Linked DNA regions of Homo sapiens: region 2 is linked to region 1. A link is a contact called in ENCODE Hi-C or POLR2A ChIA-PET data. All regions are on one chromosome and are shown on one strand. Each heading gives the region's core, a stretch centred on a gene start or an enhancer-like site at or near the end of the contact. The rest is flanking DNA. Distances are from core to core; before and after follow the strand shown.

The links. A loop is a pair of places that touch in the nucleus more often than their neighbours do. ChIA-PET counts read pairs that join two places held with the same protein, here RNA polymerase II (POLR2A). Pooled maps may share reads with other maps.
Region 2: a loop to region 1 is called in a map of PC-3, with 2.3 times the contacts of the local background. The contact joins two enhancer-like sites. A Hi-C loop is called at or near these places in 7 of 168 maps with a recorded cell type or tissue (Calu3, HepG2, MCF 10A and 4 more) and 2 of 50 pooled maps. POLR2A ChIA-PET finds 5 or more read pairs at or near these places in 3 of 52 experiments (MCF 10A, activated B cell and activated T-cell).

What each region holds. Positions count from the first base shown.
Region 1 is chr1:218,379,025-218,381,940 of GRCh38, forward strand. All of the region lies in intron 1 of TGFB2 (transforming growth factor beta 2), which reads left to right. Among named protein-coding and RNA genes, the nearest start is that of TGFB2-AS1, 35 kb to the left of the region's middle. Within about 2 kb of position 1,532, at least 7 of the 41 ENCODE cell types and tissues checked have a DNase peak (open chromatin) inside an H3K27ac peak, as active enhancers do; they include PC-3 and PC-9, where a contact is called at or near this core.
Region 2 is chr1:218,424,358-218,427,273 of GRCh38, forward strand. All of the region lies in intron 2 of TGFB2 (transforming growth factor beta 2), which reads left to right. Among named protein-coding and RNA genes, the nearest start is that of TGFB2-OT1, 17 kb to the right of the region's middle. Within about 2 kb of position 1,519, at least 6 of the 41 ENCODE cell types and tissues checked have a DNase peak (open chromatin) inside an H3K27ac peak, as active enhancers do; they include PC-3 and PC-9, where a contact is called at or near this core.

The DNA.
Region 1 (2,916 bases), core at 282-2,781:
GTCCTTAAAACATGACCTGCCACCCACAAGGGAAATCTGGTCTCATTAGTACCTTTAATTATAAAAGCAGACCGAGAACACATGGTACATTTTCTTTCTTTCTTTCTTTTTTTTTTTTCTTTTTTAGAGACGGAGTCTCACTCTGTCACCCAGGCTGGAGTGCAGTGGTGCGATCTCGGCTCACTGCAAGCTCCGCCTCCCGGGTTCACGCCATTCTCCTGCCTCAGCCTCCTGAGTAGCTGGGACTACAGGCGCCCGCCACCACACCTGGCTAATTTTTTTGTATTTTTAGTAGAGACAGGGTTTCACCGTGGTTCGCCAGGATGGCCTCGATCTCCTGACCTCATGATCCACCCGCCTTGGCCTCCCAAAGTGCTGGGATTACAGGCGTGAGCCACCGTGCCCGGCCAGTACCTTTTCTTTATTTTTTAATTTTATTTCTTTTTCTTTCTTTCTTTCTTTCTTTTTTTTTTTTTTACTTCTGCGAGCCTGGAACATCTTTTCTTTAATTTGATGCTGTCTTTCTTCCTCTCTAATGCTCAAATCTAGCTTTCATATTTTTTCTCAAGGTTGTCATTTGACAGGAGGTTTTATTTAAAAGTTCTGAGGTTAAATACCTGGAAGATAAGATGAAGCCAGTTGAAAACAGTGTCCTTTTTCTGTTCTCATGCCTGAGAGAAGTTCAGTCAGTCCTGATTTTTCAATCGGGGTAGACCAAAGTTTAAGTCAGCTGGCTGTGATACAATCTTATTTTACCATTTTCTTTCACATGCTTTTAGTTAATGGAGGAAGCTGGGTCTTAAAATATCCAATTGCATTTAACTTCTTTTACTTACTTAAGGAACCAGTTACCCTTTGATAAGTACCTATGTCTAGTTCCTTTTATCCACAGTTGGTATTTAGTCAATAATAACAATAACAACAATAATAATACCGATGCGGTGCTTCATATACTCCAGGCACTCTTCTAAACACTTTTAGAGACATCGATATTCATTTGATCCTGGCAATAATAGGTATTATTACTCTCTTTGTTTCACATGTGAGGAAACCAAGGCAGAGAGAGATTAAATAACTTGCCCAAGCTGTGAGATAGTAGAGCTGAGACATTTACCTATCAAAGTCGCTGCCATCGTCAGCACTCACTCGCATTCATTGGAAGCTCAAGTCGGTGACCAATCATGTGTCCCTAAAGCAGCAGTACAGTGTAATGATTAAGGGCACAAACTCTGGAATGAAAATGGCCTAGGTTTGTGTGTTTGGGGACGGACATTCCACTCTAGAAGTAGATTCCACCTGGCCTAAAATGTGTAAATCACTGTGCTATCACACCAAGTTAGAAACTCACATGGTGCACACACATGCTAAGCTCCTTACAGTCTGAAACTGGCAACAGTAATCAGCATGCAAAGTTCTCTTTAGATGGCCTGTTTTTTTTTTCCTAGCTAACCCCTTTGATTAGCAAATAGTACAAATGTTTATAGAGTTGGAAGATTTTTAATATCTTTATTTGAATTGCACAAAGCAGCCAAATGTAGTTTGGCCCTAGGCTGCAGAGTATATGTGTCCGGGTGCCAAGAAGCAACTGCACTCCGCCTGGGATGCCAAGCATTCCAGACCTGTTACCTTGTAAGTGTAATATTTACCAGATTTTTGCTTCATCTGGAGATGAAGAGCAGAGATGAATAGAGTGGGGGTGGGTCAGGCTGCTGGGAAGGGAGCTCAGTGTTGAGAGGAATCCCTGAATGAGTAGGTAGCTGGGAAGGGAACAGAGATTTGCCAGAAAAAGCCCTTTTGCTGGCAACTTGGAATCTAGGAAAAAATAACAGAGGCTAACATGCTGGGGTGCTTACCATGTGCCAGGCATAGTGCCAAATGTTCTGCTTTCATGAGCCTATCTCATCCTTTCAATTCTATGAGATAGATGCTATTATTATCCCTACTTTGTAGATGGGAAAAGTGCAGCTGAGAGAGTTAATTACCCAAGATCAATTCTCTTCTGTTCCAAGGTCTCTTTGTTACTTTAGTAAAACTAGTACAGAGCAAGGAATGACAGTGCATCAAGCCGAACCCCAACAAGTCAAGGCACTTACAGTATCTTCTGTTGGTTCTTACTTTCTCTAACCTTCGCAACTGCCCTGAAAGTTAGGTGTTGTTAACATTTTACAGACGAGGAAACTGAGGCCTTAGAGCTTAAGATATTTGCCAAAGGCACATTTTTGTTTTTGTTTTTGTTTTTTTTTTTTTTTGAGACAGAGTCTCGCTCTGTTGCCCAGGCTGGATTGAAGTGGCACAGTCTTGGCTCACTGCAAGCTCCGCCTCCCGGGTTCACGCCATTCTCCTGCCTCAGCCTCCTGAGTAGGTGGGACTACAGGCAACCGCCACCAAGCCCAGCTAATTTTTGTATTTTTAGTAGAGACGGGGTTTCACCTTGTTAGCCAGGATGGTCTGGATCTCCTGACCTCGTGATCCACCCGCCTCGGCCTCCCAAAGTGCTGGGAGTACAGGTGTGAGCCACAGCGCCCGACTGAAAGGCCAGATTTTTAAGTGGTAAATCCAGGAGTAGAATCTGGGTCTGCTGAATCCCACATCTTAAATCTCTTTGTGTTCAAACATGACGTCTTCATTAGGCACCAGTGACAAGATCACAAATAAAACAAAACTCTATCTCTGGACAAGCTCAATTTTCTGCGATGTTCCTAAAAGGGAAGGGGATTGAGGCAGAGCTCCAGGTAGCTTGTACTGAATCCTGTGTGTGAATAAACAGAGGTAGTAGATGAGATAGTGCTACTAGGTGTGTGTGTAGGGGTGTGTGTGTGTGTGTGCACACGCGCGTGCCTATGCACACAATGGGGCAGTTGTAGGCTGGAGCAGGGAAGATTTATTTTTAAATTGAAGAAATTAGTAGTTGCCAGA
Region 2 (2,916 bases), core at 269-2,768, 45 kb after region 1:
TAGAGTTCAACATTAACAGATATATATGTGTAATTTGCATTTATGTTTGAAAAATGAATTATATAAATACAGGCTACAGCAGTGGTTCTCAGAGTAATCCCTGGTTAGCAGCTTCTACATCACCTGGGAACTTGTTAGAAATGCAGATTCTTGGGCCTCCACCTCATCCTATTAAATCAGAGGCTCTGGGGATGGGGCTTAGCAATCTGTGTTAATGAGCACTCCAGATGTTTCTGAAGCAGGCTAACATTGGAGACCACTGGGCTAGAAAGACCAACCCTCCTCCCTTCTTGCTTTGCATTATTTCTTTCTCTTTATTCCACCTCATTCCAGAAAGGATTTGGAGTGGAAAAATCTGACTTAACAACAGTTTGTGAATAAGAACAAAGGTTTTATTTTACAAAAAAATTTCTGTGACTCAATGATGTGTTGTGGCTGCTGCCAAAAGTAAATAGTTTGCATTAAAAGTAGTGACCAGAACAAGGGAAGCAATAGCTACTCCCCTCTTCACATTTGACAGGTTCTGTATATCTCCATATTCTGTTAGACCATATCTGGAGTTTGTTGAGGAACTAATTTTAAGAAGACATTGGAAAGGGTTTTAACAAGGATGGTGACACACCTTGAACTTTTGCCTTAAAGGGATCAGTTGAGGGAAGCCACCTCTTGTGACTAGAGCCTGACATGGAAAAGAAAGAATTTTACATCTTGCTCCAGAGGGCGAAAAACAATATTGGAAAGCCTTCTCCACTGGTATTAAGAGGGAAAGACATTAGTCCAGGCTCTTCCTGAAGGGCTTTGTTAACACACCTAAGTGCTTCAGGCTTCCGTTTTTTGTTTGTTTGTTTGTTTGTTTTTGTTTTTTATTTAGTTGGAGTCTTGCTCCATCACGGAGGCTGGAGTGCAGTGGTGTGTTCTCGGCTCACCACAAGCTCCGTCTCCTGGGTTCACGCCATTCTCCTGCCTCAGCCTCCCGAGTAGCTGGGATTACAGGTGCCAGCCACCACGCCCGGCTAATTTTTTGTATTTTTAGTAGAGACGGGATTTCACCGTGTTAGCCAGGATGGTCTTGATCTCCTGACCTCATAATCTGCCCACCTCAGCCTCCCAAAGTGCTAGGATTACAGATGTGAGCCACCGTGCCCGACCTGGTCTTCTGTTTCTTTTAGAATGCAGATAATAAGGGCCATGATGTTCATCCCACAAGATTTCTGTGAAGGGCTAAAAACATGGCAAAAAGTTCAAATATTTGAAAAACTACAATGGTTGTACAAATATGAGGCAATGGCGCTATTATTAAGGAAGACTAGTTGATGGAAATTTTAAGTCCAAGATAATGGAGAATCTCAACAATATGGATTGTCCAAAAGGGGGACGACCTTTCTCATTAAATAGTGAGTTCACGGTCATGAGAGGCCTTTAGACAAAGAGATGTTAGAGAATGAACTGTATGGGATTGAAGCAGATGGTTTCAAAGTGCCTTGCCAATGCCAGTATTTCATAATGCTGAAGTGAATGACTTGAGGTCAGGCAGATCTGAGAGACTCGTGCTCACAGCCAGCAGAGTGAATGTTTGATTCATCATTTGTTCATCACTACTTGCAAGTCACTGCAAACATTTAAAACATTTAAATACATTTAAACACTGAACACACTTAAAGATATTTAATGATTAAACATATTTAAAGCGTTAAAAACATTAAATGCATTTAAAAACAAGATGGGCCCACACTAATGAACCTGGTGTCAATTTTTCTCTACAGCACTATAGTTAAATTCCCTTTGCATTAGAAGTCTGATTGAATAGCCCCATGGTCTCCTGTGGATCTGTTGATGTATGAATTTGGAAAGTAACATTGAATTCCCAATGCTTTCTTATAACTCTTTGCAATGTCTCATAGACGTGTAAGAGATGTTGCCCTTAGTGTCTAACCCAAGTCCTGAGTTGTTTTACAGCATTTTTATTTTAAGGTTAAGATTTCTTCTGGCTATAATTTTGCATCTAGACTTCTACTTGTTTTTTCCCCCCTCAAACTATTGGGTAACATCAGTGACTTTCACCTTTATCCACTGCCCAGTTGGCTGCTTTCCAATGGCAGAGAAATGAATGGATGCTTTTGTGTAGGGAGTTGTGTAATTCAATGAAGAGCTTGGAGCCTTGCTGAAGGCGATATGTGGGTATTTCACACATATTATATCTAATGATTATATATCAGTAATGTAATGAAGGTGGCATTCAAACATCACTGTGGGTGGCAGCTAAGCCAAAGACAGCTAAATCTTATTTTTAATACATGAGAAGCCCCCTTTTCTAATTCAATCAGAAACAGTTGTTGGTCAGTTAAAGATTAAAAAATCAGTTAAAGCCAGGGATTAGAAAAACATAGGAGAGAGAAACAGAAAGAGAGAGATGCAAACCTTAAATTTTTAAAACTTAAAACAAATATATATGTATGTACATATGGATGTATACATACACATTCACATGCTGAGGCTGAGTTCTTTTTGTGAAAGGCCAAGGACTTTTCTTTGACATGGATGTGCCAATTACCAATCCATGTCATTTTGTTTTGTATAAATCACATTTATAGTGCATCATCTACAATTTCTATTTTTATTTTTCTGAAGTAGAGATGTTTAAGGACAATTGCTGAGCAACCTGAGTGTAGGATTCTTCTAACTTTTTATCGTATTATTTCTTCTGTAGCTGTCTCTCTCACACCTAAAATTAGAAAAAAAATTATTGTGATAAAATATACATAATATAAACATTACAGTTTAACCATCCTTTAAGTATACAAGTCAGCAGCATTAAGTACATTCACCACAATATTGTATAGCCATCACCACTATCCATTTCTAGAACTTTTTTTATCGCCAGCAGAAACTCTGTACCCATTAAACAATACCTTCTAA